2 separate regions of the Homo sapiens genome follow, and region 1 is linked to region 2. The links are chromatin contacts, found by Hi-C or POLR2A ChIA-PET in ENCODE. All regions are on one chromosome and are shown on one strand. Each heading gives the region's core, a stretch centred on a gene start or an enhancer-like site at or near the end of the contact. The rest is flanking DNA. Distances are from core to core; before and after follow the strand shown. Region 1 holds the start of VTN (vitronectin). Region 2 holds the start of NOS2 (nitric oxide synthase 2).

Region 1 (7,654 bases), core at 5,126-7,625, 560 kb before region 2:
CCTGGGCAACATAGAAAGACCCTGTCTCTACCAAAAACAAAAACAAAAACAAAAGATAAGAAGGAAATTATCTAATCCAACACCCTTACTTTTTCTTTTCTTTTTTTTCTTGACAGGATCTCACTCTGTCACCCAGGCTGGAGTGCAGTGGCGCAATCTCAGCTCGCTGCAACCTCCACCTCCTGGGTTCAACTGATTCTCATGTCTCAGCCTCCCAAGTAGCTGGGATTACAGACATGTACAACCACACCTGGCTCTTTTTTTTTTTTTTTTTTTTTGTATTTTTAGTAGAGACAGAGTTTTACCATGTTGGCCAGGCGGTCTTGAACTCCTGACCTCAAACGATTCGCCTGCCTTGGCCTCCCAAAGTGCTGAGATTACAGGCGTGAGCCACCGCCCCTGGCCAGCCAACACTCTCATTTTCAGAGGACTTACCTGAGGCCCAGCGAAGGGAAGGACTTGCTCAGGAACATATCAATTCAGACCTAGGACTTTATTTTGAGTCTCCTGATGCCCCAGCCCTCACTTTTCCCTATGCACCTGGCACCTTTACAGAGTGGAACTGTGCTGCACTCTTGTGATAACTACTCACCCAGCTCCCAGTTCTTCTGTGGTCTGAGAGGCTGTGGGTCTGGTGAAATGGGCAGATATTTTAGAATTACACAGGTCTGGATTCAAATCCCAGCTCCAAAGGAGGGGAAGATTGTATATATATTGCAAACATGTCTATATAATATACATGCAAATGCCTGTATATGCAGAGACTCTCTCTGGAAGGATATACAAGAAACTTGTTATAGTGGTTTATCTCCAGAGAGGGGGTCTGGTTGAGAAGAACTTTTAAAAAATTTTTAATTTAATTTTAAAAAATTGAGACAGGGCTCTCACTATGCTGCCCAGGCTGGTCTCAATCAAACTCCTGGGCTCAAGTAATCCTTCTGTCTCAGCCTCCTAAAGTTCTGAGATTACAGGCATGAGCCACCATGCCTGGCTGAGAATAACTTTTAACTGTATACCTTTTGTGTGCTTTTCCACTTTTTTGAATTTATGTGCAATGGCTTTCGTGATTTTTTTTTTTTTTTTTTTTAGATGGAGTCTCACTCTTGCCCAGGCTGGAGTGCAGCGGCACGATCTCGGCTCACTGCAACCTCCACCTCCCTGGTTCAAACAATTCCCCTGCCTCAGCCTCCAGAGTAGCTGGGATTACAGGCACACGTCATCAAGCCCGGCTAATTTTTTGTATTTTTAGTAGAGACGGGGTTTCACCATGTTGGCCAGAGTGGTCTCGAACTCCTGACCTCAGGCAATCTCCCGCCTGGGCCTCCCAAAGTGCTGGGATTACAGGCATGAGACACTGCTCCTGGCCGCCTTTCTGTGATTTCAAAAACCTGTCTCCTCCATTTATTCATTGAATATTCCTGGGAAAGCCATTTAACTACTCTGAGGATAGCTTCATTAAGATCCCCTGAAGGGGGTGGACTGTGAATATAGAGGGCTAGCAGTCATATGGGGACCTCACTGGGTGTTGTGGGGCCAGATTTGAAGAGCCATATTCTGTTGGACTTCTGGTAGTTGGAAGTCAGGAAAACTGTGACCTAGGCTCCTTGACAATGGGTGCAATAGCATCCTGAGAAGAAGAAAGCAAGAGGGAAGTGGCAAAAAGGGGTAGGCACACTGATGGAATTGTTTTTTTTTTTTTTTTTTTTTTTTTGACAAGGTCTGGCTCTGTCACTGAGGCTGGAAAGCAGTGGCATGATCTCAGCTCATTGTGACCTCCGCCTCCTGGGCTCAAGCCATCCTCCCACCTCAGCCTCCTGAGTAGCTGGGACTGTGCATGCCATCACGCCCGGCTAATCTGTATATTTTTTGTAGAGATGGGTTTTTGCCATGTTGCCCAGGCTGGTCTTGAACTCCTGGCCTCAAGTGATCCACCCACCTCAGCTTCCCAAAGTGCTGGAATTACAGGCATGAACCACCATGCTTGCCCAGAAGAGCCTTCTTTGAGATGAGGCAGTGGGGGCTTGGTTGGTGAAGGAGAAAAACATTTCATAAATTCGCAGTGTGTCACTCCCCTTCTCTTCTTTCCAGCCCCATTCTCATGCAGCCTACAAGGGGTGCAGGGACCCTCCCCTTCTTTTTTCTTTTGAGATGGAGTCTCACTCTGTTGCCAAGGCTGGAGTGCAGTGGCGCGCTCTCAGCTCACTGCAGCCTCTGCCTGCCGAGTTCCAGCAATTCTCCTGCCTCAGCCTCCAGAGTAGCTGGGGTTACAGGCACACACCACGCACCACCACCATGCCTGGCTAATTTTTGTGTTTCACTTGACCTCAGGTGATCTGCCTGCCTTGGCCTCCCAAAGTGCTAGGATTATAGACAGTGCCTTTTTTTTTTTTTTTTTTTTTTGAGACGAGTCTTGCTCTGTCATCCAGCGTGGGGTGGAGTGCAATGGCACAATCTCGGCTCCCTGCAACCTCCACCTCCCGGGTTCTGTGCGATTCTTCCACCTCAGTCTCCCCAGTAGCTGGGATTACAGATGCCCGCCACCATGCCCAGCTAATTTTTGTATTTTTTTTTTTTTTTAGTAGAGACAGGGTTTCACCATGTTGGCCAGGCTGGTCTCGAACCCCTGACCTCAGGTGATCCACCCGCCTGGGCCTCCCAAAGTGCTGGGATTACAGGCGTGAGCCACGGCGCCTGGCGGGGATCCTGCCTTTCTTTGGAAGTATTGTGATAGCAACCACGCACGTTGTGCTCTGTCCTTGGTCCTGAAGAGACCAGCGTGCGTTTCTTGAGACCAGGGACACTGGTTAGTGACTCTTCTCTCGGTAACTCTGAACCAGGTGAGAATTGCCATTTTTAACCTTGAGATATAGCAGTACTGTTTGCATCTTGCAACCCTCCTCTCCTTGGGCTGCTGGCTGTACTCACTCTCCAGGGATTGTAGTTATAGCTCCTGACTCCACATAGCAAGCCTGCAGGGCACACCTACCAGCCTTGACCCCACCACACCCAGTGAGCACATATTTTATTTGCTACCCCCTCCAAATTCATGGCCTATCCCCATCATGGCAACGGATGTCAGATGGGAGGTTAATGGCTTGCCAAATAAGCAGAACCCTATCTTGGTCTCCCAACCTAAATTGCTTCATTCATGCATTTTTGACAGTTGTATCTTTCCACCAATCACCAGGTAATTTTTTTCTTTTCGAAAATGGCAAGGAAAACACCCCCAACCCACTCCCTTCACACTTGTGAGAGCTGCATGAGCTGAAAGTGACTCTTCCAAAAACTCTTCTAAGCTTGAGAAGCTGGAGACTTCAGCATGAGACTGGAGTGTGACAGCTTGGTCTGCTCTGGCATCAGAAGGGAGGGAAAGTGAGTCCTTGGAGGTCTTCATACTCCAGGAGAGATCCCAAGAGACATGCAAGAGTGGCAACCAGGCCTCTGTTTGACCCTCTTGCGGCATCTTGGTGCTAAGTGGGGTGAAGGGAGAGAACACACACTCTGCCTGGTCCCCGCCGGGCTCTGCACCCCGGTGTCCTCTTCCCCCACCCATGCCTCCCAGCAGAAAACTGTTTCCCATCAGCAGCTGCAGAATGAGATCATGTCTGGCCTGTTGCAAGAACCAGAATGAAGGATGGAGCAGAAGTTGGATTGGGGCGGCAAGAAGGGAGTAAGCAGCCTCAGGCCAGCACGCCTTACAGCCTGGGGAGGAGGGAAAGGAGAGGTCTCCCTCCCTCTTTTCTGAGCGTTGTGTTTCCCTTCTTCTCTCATTGGGAGAGGGATGGGATGATGGCGAGAGAAGGTGTCATAGACGGGAACCCAAGCCGGTGGGAAGGAGAGCTGTGGGCTTGGGGGGCGGGGGAGAGGGAGAATTGGCAATAGGATGCCATCTCCATCCATAGAGCCAGGGACGGACTCCTGTCCTGTAACTCCATTCCTCACCCCACTAGCCCTGGGAGCAAATCTTAGTTCACTGTGATCCACTGAGCAAGTCACTAAACTTTCCCAAGGCTCAGTTTCCTTATCTGTGAAACAGACAGGCTGACCCCTAACAGAGATGTAGTGCAGGCAGTCAGAGAGGTGAGGGAGGCAAAGGCACGGCGCAAGGCACACGGGAACGCAGGCGCTTAACTGTCCACACCACGCGGCGCTCTCCCAACCCCGGCCTGGCGCGCTCACCGGTTCTCAGCCACCAGGATCTGCTCCAGCAGGCGCGCGGCCTGCACACGCGTCTCCAACTCCGGCGCCTGCAGCAGCCGCAACAGCAGGTCGAGGCCGCCATCGAGGCGGATGGCGTCGCACAGACCCTGGGCTACCTCGCGGCCCACGGCCGGCAGCAGCCAGGCCTCCTCCACCAGTTGGAAGACCTCGGCCAGGCCGGCGCCCACGGCCCGCGCGCCGCCCGCCTGCTTCAGCGCGGACAAGGCCTGCTGCAGCTCCGGCAGCGCGCGCTCCAGGGCGTCCTGCACCTCGGTGCCTGCCCCCGGCGACACTTCGCGGGGCCCGCGGCCACCCGCAGCCCACCATGGGCCCGTGCCACCGCCCCCATCTGGCCCAGGCACCGCCAGCCGCTCGGCGCCCGGCCGTGGGCCCGACATGGCGAAGAAGCGACACAGCTTGTAGGCGGAGAGAAGCAGCGTCAGGACCATGGGCGCGGGGCCGCGGGGGACATCCCCGGCCTGGAGGCGGGGCCACGCGGAGAGACCCGGGTTTTGGGAAAAGAGGGACCCGAGAGGGGTCGGGGAAAGAAGATGGAGGGGGAGGAATGGAGAGAAGGGTACCAGGCAAGGGTGCCGGTCAGAAGTTTGGGGGAGGAGTGTCGGCAGGATCGGGGGAGCGGTTGGCAAAGGTGATGCAGGCCCAGATGCAGGGAGTGGGCGAAAGGAGAGAGCGAGCAGGCGAGGGATGGCTCCGGACGCCGTAGGGTAGAGGAGGCGGCGGCTGGAACAAAGCGTGGCCTGGGCACGGGCTCGGCTGAGCTGGGAGATGCTCGGCAGCAGCCACGCCCCGGAGGAGCAGCGGTCCCCGGCCGACGCCCCGCCTCTGGGTCCCGCGGGGCTCCTCCAGCCTCCTGCAGCCACGCCCCGGAGGAGCAGTGGTCCCCGGGCCGACGCCCCGCCTCTGGGTCCCGCGGGGCTCCTCCAGCCTCCTGCGCAGCCCCACCCCCAAGCCGTCCCCAGCCACGCCCACGCCCCTGGCCAGCCTTCCCTAGCCCCTCAGTCAGTCGCAGCCACCTCCCCCTGCGCTGGACTTGGAGGAAGGGGGTGGAGAATGAGAGGACGCTCTCCGTTCTCCGCCCCGCCTCCCCGCCCCACGTGACATCGGTACGTGGGAGCAACACCGCTGGATGCCCCCTCCCTACTAAATGGTTAAAACAATCATCATAACTCTTAAGGCCCTTTTATGGCTGTTTCTTAGCGAAACCTCACAACATGCCTATGGGGTGGGAATTGATGTTCCATTCCACAGCTGACTCCACTGAAGCCCATGAGGAAGAAATTGGCCCAAATCACAGTCCCCTCTGATTACAGAACAGAAAAAGTCAGCTAAAATCTCAGGATCACTTTTTTCAGGTGATGGGAGGATTTCAGAAGTTCTGTGGACACCTGAAATTGGGCACAAAATCAGGTGTTTCATGCCAGTGGGCATTTTCCAGGTAGAGGGATCATATTTCTCTCGAGAGTCTAAAAGTGTGTTGAACAAGCCCACTCTTTACAGATGGGGAGACTGAGCCTGGGGACAGGGAGTGGCCTGCTCAGAAAAGACTCAGAAATTAAATCCAGTCCAGTGGGTTGATATTTACCCAAATTTCCAGCCTGGGGAGATTGATGCACCCAAGAGAAGAACCCAGAAATGAAACTTTGTTCTTTTATGCTAAAAAATAAAATTCCCCAGAGTGCTTACAATCTCTCCTCCCACTCCCTTTTTCCTGCCCTAAATAAATAATGGCGAATGAGCACCCAGCCAGGGATGTGTCTGATCAAACAATCATGGATCAATAGCTATGTTTGGAGAAGGAATTTGTGGCTGCTCCAGCTACTGGGCATTTTGTCTGGTCCAGTTCATGTAATCTCCCAACACCCCATGAAGCAAGGCTTTGTTAATCCTATTTTACTGAAAATGAACTAAGACTCAGAGAGATAAAGCTGTTGCCCAATGAGCCTTCTTTCTGCCCTCCAGATCCACGGTGCTAATTCCCCTTCCGATGACCTAATGATTCTGAGCTTGGCAAAGGTCTTATCTCCCAGCTCGCCCAGGCCCAGTGTTCCAGGAATGTGACCTTTGCTGCAGCAGCCGCTGGAGGGGGCAGAGGGGATGGGCTGGAGGTTGAGCAAACAGAGCAGCAGAAAAGGCAGTTCCTCTTCTCCAGTGCCCTCCTTCCCTGTCTCTGCCTCTCCCTCCCTTCCTCAGGCATCAGAGCGGAGACTTCAGGGAGACCAGAGCCCAGCTTGCCAGGCACTGAGCTAGAAGCCCTGCCATGGCACCCCTGAGACCCCTTCTCATACTGGCCCTGCTGGCATGGGTTGCTCTGGCTGACCAAGGTACAGGGGAGTGTTGGTGGCCATCTGGGTCAATGTAGGGAGGGCGAGGGTGGTCTGGGCTTGGTGGCACCGACTGACACTCCTTCCTCATAGAGTCATGCAAGGGCCGCTGCACTGAGGGCTTCAACGTGGACAAGAAGTGCCAGTGTGACGAGCTCTGCTCTTACTACCAGAGCTGCTGCACAGACTATACGGCTGAGTGCAAGCCCCAAGGTGTGTTCAGAGCCCAGGTGGGTGGGCTGGGGTGCCCCCTGCTGCTGGAGACTCACTACCATCCACTCTCTGCAGTGACTCGCGGGGATGTGTTCACTATGCCGGAGGATGAGTACACGGTCTATGACGATGGCGAGGAGAAAAACAATGCCACTGTCCATGAACAGGTGGGGGGCCCCTCCCTGACCTCTGACCTCCAGGCCCAGTCCAAAGGGAATCCTGAGCAGACACCTGTTCTGAAACCTGAGGAAGAGGCCCCTGCGCCTGAGGTGGGCGCCTCTAAGCCTGAGGGGATAGACTCAAGGCCTGAGACCCTTCATCCAGGGAGACCTCAGCCCCCAGCAGAGGAGGAGCTGTGCAGTGGGAAGCCCTTCGACGCCTTCACCGACCTCAAGAACGGTTCCCTCTTTGCCTTCCGAGGTGAATCCAGGGCAGGTACTGGGGATGCGGGTCTGCCCCAGGAGCGTCCCTGCTCTCACACCATCTCCTCCACTCTAGGGCAGTACTGCTATGAACTGGACGAAAAGGCAGTGAGGCCTGGGTACCCCAAGCTCATCCGAGATGTCTGGGGCATCGAGGGCCCCATCGATGCCGCCTTCACCCGCATCAACTGTCAGGGGAAGACCTACCTCTTCAAGGTGCCAGGGGCTGTGGGCCAGGGTAGAAAGCATCTAGGGAGGGTTTGAGAGCTATTGCTCCCAGGGACAGGGTGGACAGGGAAGCTGGACCCAGGGCCCTGCAGGACCTGGTGGGAGCTCTGTGAGCACAGGGCAGCCCCAAGACTCCAGGTCCTGGGCAGTGAACCTGGACCTGGGAACGGCTGCCTTAGGGCAAGGGACTCTGCCTCTGTGCCCAGCCAGCGGCCTCCATACCCCTTTTCACTTTCCCCACCTCTTAGG
Region 2 (7,213 bases), core at 350-2,849:
AGCTAGGTCTACAGGTGCTTGTCACGATGCCCAGCTAAATAAATCCTTTTTTTTGAAACAGGGTCTCACTTTGTTGCCCAGGCTGGGGTGCAATGGTACAATCACAGCTCACTGCAGCATCGACCTCCTGGTCTCAAGCGATCCTCCCACCCCAGCCTCTCGAGTAGCTGGGACTGCAGGTGTTCACCACCACACTTGGCTAATTTTTGTAATTTTTGTATTTTTTGTACAGACAGGGTTTTGCCATGTTGGCAAGGCTGGTCTCAAACTCCTGGGCTCAAGCAATCCTCCCATCTTAGCCTCCCAAAATGCTAGAATTTACAGGCATGAGCTACCACACCTGGCCAAAAAATTCTTAATACACTTTTTTTTTGGCCACGTAATGGTACACTATAAAGCTGGCCTGGTGTGCCTTTCTCTATGCTGATCACTTGGGTTGTTTCTGGCTCTCGTAGAGAGCGATGCTCCAGACATCTCTGTGCACACAGTGGTCAGGCTCTGCAGAAGTTGCCAGTCGTTGCTACATTCTGCCTTTCAGGGGCACTCTGGTGGGGAAGATAACTTTTCCAAGAGCATCAAAGACCAGATATGTATGAGGTGGGGAGACTCAGAAAGCCCAGATACCACAGCTGGAAAGGCCTCAGAGACCCTTAACTGAGGAAAGGGAGGCCCGGAGGGCTTATGTGGCCTAACCAAAGATGCAGCGCTTCTTAGGGAAGGATACAAGAGGGTGGGCTTAGCTGAAGCTCTTGGCATTTAGAACTTCTTGGATCAGCATCCAGCACCCTCAGAGGCTGTACCTGGGGAGGAGGTACCTCTCTTCCTCCATTTGACCCAATTCTAAACCCCCTGTAGCAGTGACGTCTGTCTTCGTCTCATTCCAGTGCACTTTGTGAATTCTAGAGGGCTTTCCCAGAACCAAGGAAGGCTGCTCTGCCCACAGCAGGCCTTGGGAATTTAACCTCCCTGGGAGCAGCCTCAATGAGTGATGCTCTGGAACTGCTGGGTCAGTAGCCCAGCCCCTGGCCCCTTGGATGGGATCATTTGAAGCCCTGTTTTCTGCACCATTTTTCAAGTTCCCTGGTGGGGCTGAGTCTGGTTGCAAATCGTGAAAGCTGCCCTATAGTACTTTTACCAGCTGCCTCCCTTTCTCTGTCTCACTTCCTCATTCCCCTCCTGATGTCCCCTGCACTTCCCAGATACACTACTTGCCCCTGAATCTTGCCCCTTGAACCATCACACCCTGGGACTACCCCAGGTGCCACTCTGTTTGTTGTTTCTCCGCCTAGAAGGACGGGCACCCAGGAAGCAAAACGGGAGGGCAGGGAAGGGAGGGTGTTCTGGGGAGGCTTGACAAGAAACGAGGCTTTTAAAAGAAACAGCAGCAAAGTGCCAGGCCTGCACCAGCCAGCTTGAGTCACACTCCAGGGACTCAGCAAAGCTTGTCCACCTTCCTGGTCCACCCTGGGCCTGTCCATCCTGGAGTGACCACCGGGCGTTTCCAGTAAAAATCCCTTCACTTCACTTCCGTCATCTCCGAGTCAGGCAAGGTGGTGGAAACCGGGGAAGACCTCAGCTTCGGAGCTGCTGGAATTTGTGTGACTCACGCCCTCCAGTGGTCACTTGACAAATGACATAGGGCTCACGGTCTGGGGACTTGAGCTTGTTAGGGCCTCAGAACCGGGAGGGTCCCAGGAATGCCTCTTCTCAATGCCTTCCTTTGACAGCTGAGTGGAGTGAAGGCCCCACAGGACACGTGACTCGCCACGGGACATGCACACACACAAATAGAGAGTAAGAGCCACGCCCCTGTGTTTCCTTCACGTCCCACCTTTATCATTTGTGTCACATCTGCATGCACCTATACTGTTATTTGCTTAAACATTTTACCTTAAACTGGCTCTCTTTAAACCTTAAATATATTTCTAAAATAAAATTTTTATCACTTTCTGTGAGGCGGGGCACACAGTAGGAACTCCGTCTCCTCCTTCCATGGCCTTGCACAGAGCTGGCACCAGACACTGACATGGAGGGGAGAACATTCAACCCCAGGTAATCCTCAGCTCCTACCTTGATCTCAGTTTCCCACTCTCTCATTGTCACCTCTCCTTGCCCCTGGGTGTACTCACCTGTAGCAAAATGGGTAAGCACACAGTGGGCGCACAAGTGGGGTCCAGTCAAGGTCTCAGACCTGGGTCAGTCCTCAGCTTTGCCACTTACAAACTGAGTGACATTGAGCTGGTCGCTCAAACTTTCTGTGTCTCGGTTTCCTTATTGGTGAATTGGGGATAGTATTATAATAGTACCTGCCACACAACGTTGTTGGAGGATTAACTGAGATAATAAATGGAAAGCCCAGGGCCTGGCTGTATTTATGGAGCAAGCACCAGAGCAAGTGCAAGCTGGGACTCCAGGGTTGTAGCCCTGCCACCACCTGACTGTGTGGTCTTGGACAAGTCATTTGGCTTTGCTTAGCCTCAATTTCCCCATCTATAAAATGGGGCTAGTGATCATTCCCACCCCATAGGACTGTTGTGTGGATTAAATGCTTGGTATGTTTAAGTGCCTTGCTCAGTAAACGTTAGCTCTGATCAATTGTTTTTGTAGAAAAGCCTTCAAAGTTGCTAACTTCCGAGGGCTAACTGGATCTGAACCATCTTCACAGCCTGGCATAGAAACAGATCAAATCAATCCAGTGGAAAATCAATTCCAGGATAATGAGCCCAAGACATTCCCGTGCTGATTGCTGTCAGCATGGTGCCTAGGACAGCCTGGGAAGGCAGGGAGGAGGGCATTTCTCCACAGCAGCCTCGGAACCTCTATCGCCACCCTCCGGGGGGCCCACCTGTCCCCCGCCTGCCCTTCAAGGTGCTCTTTGATTTCTCCCCAGCAGAATTCACCTGCTGCATCCATCATCAGAAGAGGCCAGGAATGCGGCCTGCTGGGTGGGCAGGGCCAAGAAGAAGGCAGCCGTGCAGGCCCAGGAAGCCGTAGGAGACTTGCCAACCTCCAGGAGGGGGCCAGCCCTGGACCCTGCAGACAGGCGCTCTGGGGAGGGTACCAGAAGCTCACTGTTTGTCCCGGCTTGAAGGCTGTTTGCTGTGTGACCTTGGTGAGTCTCCTAACCTCTGTGTATCATCACAATCATTATCACTATTTTTACTCTCCTCCTCTTCCTATTTGCCGGTTAAGAGAGGATTGGGATAGTGGTCATGGTTATACAACATTGTGAATATTCTAAAAACCATTGCATTTTACACTTTAAAATAGTTAATTGGTAATTTTATGTTATGTGAAATTTATTCCAATTAAAAATTAAAAATACATACATGAATTTAATGTTACAAAGGGAGAGAGAGGACCGGGAATTTAAAAGCAGGTGTTTGTGGTGGGACGGGGACCTGTCTGAGGAAGGATACTTCAGAAGGCAAGTCCTGGCATCCACTTGCTCTTTGTCAAAAGGGAAATTGTTACTCTCTGACTCCCAGCAAGGATAATAAATTCTTACTTGGCTGACTTTTTGCTCAATGGCTCAAAGCATTTTCTTGTATCTCGTTTATTTACTTTTATTTTTATCACCTTTTGTCACGAGAAAAGTCAGGCCCAGAGAGAAGTGGCTTTTCCAAGATCACATGGTAGGTCAGCAGTGAAGCTGTGCCTCGAACCTGGGACCTTTCAGGCTAAAGGAAACCAGAACATGCCACGCCCAGATATGCCGATATGGCATCCTGATTATCTCCAGCTGAAGGCATTTGAGAAAGAGCAGCTAGAGAGAGGGCTATCTGAACTGCCCTGTCCTGCCTGCAGCAAGCCATAAACATTCCTTGGAGAAAGATGCTTTCCCAGCATCAAGATGAGAAGATAACTTTTATCAGCTCAGAGATGGCACCAGAGCCATCTACAAATACAAACAAACCTTGCTATCCTACTCCTTAGCTCACTTCCACATGTTTACCTTCTCACAGCTTGCCACCCCTGGAAGCCTACAACTGCATTCGTCTTGTCACCTTTCTCTTCTTTCTTTCTTTCTCTCTTTCCTTTCCTTTCTTTTCCTTTCCTTTCCTTTCCTTTCCTTTCCTTTCCTTTCCTTTCCTTTCCTTTCCTTTCCTTTCCTCCTTTCCCTCTTTTTTTTCCTTTTTTTTCTGAGACAGGCTAGGGTGCAGTGGCGCGACCATAGCTCTCTGCAGCCTCTAACTCCCAGACTCAATTGATCCTCCCACCTGATCCTCCTGAGTAGCTAGGACTACAGTAGCTGGGCATGCCACCATACCCAGCTAATTTATTTTCAATTTTTCTGTAGAGATTGGATCTCACTATGTTGCCCAGGCTGGTCTCGAACTCCTGGCCTCAAGCAATCTGCCCACCTCAGCCTCCCAAATTGCTGGGATTCCAGGCATGAACCACCGTGCCCAGCCATCTTGTCACTTTCTAAAATGCATTGCTCTTCATGGCAGATGCTCCATAAGCCAGAGTTCTAAGCCGCAGCATTGAGTTACTTTCACTGAGGCTTCTCCTGCGTGGTGTGCATCACAGACATTAACAAACTTGCTTTTTTTTCTCTATTATTAATCTGTCTTTTGTTACAGTGTCTTTCCCAACAAATAACTTAAGATGATTGAGGAGAAATTATATTTCCTTCCCAGCTGGCTAATTCCAAATGTGTCCTCAAGCCTGGTGCTTGGACTCAAACCCTGCCACAGGTCAAGAATGCCACACCAAGCAGACGCTGTGTTAGAGGGGCACCTGAGGTGACATGTTTGACAGATCACATAACTGAATAACTGCATTTTCTGAAGGAAAATCAACGAAGTGCTTTGAGGCCAAGTAGATGGGATTCTTGAGGATTCCATGAATAGCAAATAGTAGTATCCCCCTCAGAGGCTCTTGGGTGGGGGCATTAAATGTGTTAATACATGTGTTTGCTGCAGGTATAGCCAGAATATGTGAAAGCAGCTACAGGGAATAGAGTGTAGCAAACTCCTAATCATCCCTCAAAACCCTGCCCTGGTGTCCTCTCCCTTGTAAACTTTCCTTGAACAAGGCAGAACCAGCTACATCAGCACCATACCATCCCTCCATCACTACAGATATCACTCTGTACTATAATTATCCATTTATTTTTCTAGGCCTTGCACTCCCTAAGGCCAGGATTCTGACTCTTTCCCTGAGTGCTGTTTACCTGAACTGAACCGGCATGAACCACCACGCCCGGCCATCTTGTCACTTTCTAAAATGCATTGCTCTTCGTGGCAGATGCTCCATAAGCCAGAGCTCTAAGCCGCAGCATTGAGCCGCAGCATTGAGCTGAAGCCTGAAGGGAAGATGGCTTTGATATGTTAAAACTCATTCCAGTTTACTCCTATTTTTCATTCATTCATCCACACATTCACTCAACAAAGATCCTTGAGCTCTGATATCCATGTCTTTTTTGTGGCTCTTAGTTTATCTTTGACAAAGTTAATATATTATGCTGAATTTAACTTGGGAAAGACAAGAAGGAAATGAGTGGACAGTGGTAGCAAAGTGTTGGGACGGTGAGATCAAGGGTGACTTTTTTTCCCTTTGCTTCTCAACTTCTCCCTAATGTAGTTGTTATTTTACTTTTATGATGGAAAAATGCATATGTATGGGAATACTGTATTTCAGGCATTATAAGGAATGAAATTATAGGCCGGGCATGGTGGCTAACCCTTGTAATCCTAGCACTTTGAGAGGCTGAAGTGGGCAGATCACTTGAGCTTCAGAGTTCGAGACCAGCATGGACAACATGGTGAAACCCAGTCTCTACCAAAAACACAAAAATATTAGCTGGGTGTGGTGGTGCATGCCTGTAGTCCCAGCTACTCAGGAGGCTGAGGTGGGAGGATCGCTTGAGCCTGGGAGGCAGAAGTTGCAATGAGCAGAGATCGTGCCACTCCGCTCCAGTCTTGGTGACAGAATGAGACTCCATCTCAAAAATAAATAAATAAATAAAATAAATGAAATGAAATTATAAGAAATTACCACTTTTTCATGTAAGAAGTGATCATTTCCATTATAAGGGAAGGAATTTAATCCTACCTGCCATTCCACCAAAGCTTACCTAGTGCTAAAGGATGAGGTGTTAGTAAGACCAACATCTCAGAGGCCTCTCTGTGCCAATAGCCTTCCTTCCTTTCCCTTCCAAAAACCTCAAGTGACTAGTTCAGAGGCCTGTCTGGAATAATGGCATCATCTAATATCACTGGCCTTCTGGAACCTGGGCATTTTCCAGTGTGTTCCATACTGTCAATATTCCCCCAGCTTCCTGGACTCCTGTCACAAGCTGGAAAAGTGAGAGGATGGACAGGGATTAACCAGAGAGCTCCCTGCTGAGGAAAAAATCTCCCAGATGCTGAAAGTGAGGCCATGTGGCTTGGCCAAATAAAACCTGGCTCCGTGGTGCCTCTATCTTAGCAGCCACCCTGCTGATGAACTGCCACCTTGGACTTGGGACCAGAAAGAGGTGGGTTGGGTGAAGAGGCACCACACAGAGTGATGTAACAGCAAGATCAGGTCACCCACAGGCCCTGGCAGTCACAGTCATAAATTAGCTAACTGTACACAAGCTGGGGACACTCCCTTTGGAAACCAAAAAAAAAAAAAAAAAAAAGAGACCTTTATGCAAAAACAACTCTCTGGATGGCATGGGGTGAGTATAAATACTTCTTGGCTGCCAGTGTGTTCATAACTTTGTAGCGAGTCGAAAACTGAGGCTCCGGCCGCAGAGAACTCAGCCTCATTCCTGCTTTAAAATCTCTCGGCCACCTTTGATGAGGGGACTGGGCAGTTCTAGACAGTCCCGAAGTTCTCAAGGCACAGGTCTCTTCCTGGTTTGACTGTCCTTACCCCGGGGAGGCAGTGCAGCCAGCTGCAAGGTGAGTTGCCTTCATTTCTGGGGAAGCGGCTGTTTTGAGAGGGTTTTGTTTCTTCCTCTTTGAGAAGGCTCAGAAAATTGTGGGAATTTTCTGCCTACAGAGAGAAGGTGTTGGAAAGTCTAGGTAAAAAAATGCCGACATGAGGTTTGGTCATTTGAACATGGCATCTTGGTCAGATTTCTTTTCTGCAAATATTAGCTGTGGTTGTTACATGACAAGGAAAAACTTTCTGAAAAGTTCAAAATGGGAGTTTGTATCTGCTAAGAATTTTTTTTAACAGAGATTATCTTATCAGTCCTTATAACATGTAACCTCCC

Evidence for each region. Hi-C counts contacts between places; a loop is a spot of excess contacts on that map. ChIA-PET counts read pairs that join two places held with the same protein, here RNA polymerase II (POLR2A). Pooled maps may share reads with other maps.
Region 1: a pooled map shows a loop between it and region 2 (4-fold over the local background). The contact joins the promoter of VTN here to the enhancer-like site in region 2. A Hi-C loop is called at or near these places in 7 of 50 pooled maps. POLR2A ChIA-PET finds 5 or more read pairs at or near these places in 2 of 52 experiments (OCI-LY7 and activated naive CD4-positive, alpha-beta T cell).

What each region holds. Positions count from the first base shown.
Region 1 is chr17:28,369,028-28,376,681 of GRCh38, reverse strand. It overlaps VTN (vitronectin), which reads left to right and starts at 6,375. Exons shown (of 8, transcript NM_000638.4): 1 at 6,375-6,542; 2 at 6,636-6,755; 3 at 6,831-7,175; 4 at 7,254-7,393; 5 at 7,654. The coding sequence starts at 6,479. SARM1 (sterile alpha and TIR motif containing 1) reads right to left here and starts at 4,988. Exons shown (of 9, transcript NM_015077.4): 1 at 4,180-4,988. The coding sequence starts at 4,649. RefSeq lists silencers at 4,436-4,605, 4,926-5,255.
Region 2 is chr17:27,800,022-27,807,234 of GRCh38, reverse strand. NOS2 (nitric oxide synthase 2) reads left to right here and starts at 6,706. Exons shown (of 27, transcript NM_000625.4): 1 at 6,706-6,896. RefSeq lists enhancers at 902-921, 838-1,077, 1,108-1,167, 1,491-1,511, 703-1,750 and 2 more, cis regulatory regions at 3,209-3,348, 4,007-4,142, 6,169-6,191 and promoters at 1-6,742, 6,501-6,793, 5,676-6,793, 1-6,873. Within about 2 kb of position 1,599, at least 13 of the 41 ENCODE cell types and tissues checked have a DNase peak (open chromatin) inside an H3K27ac peak, as active enhancers do; they include OCI-LY7, where a contact is called at or near this core.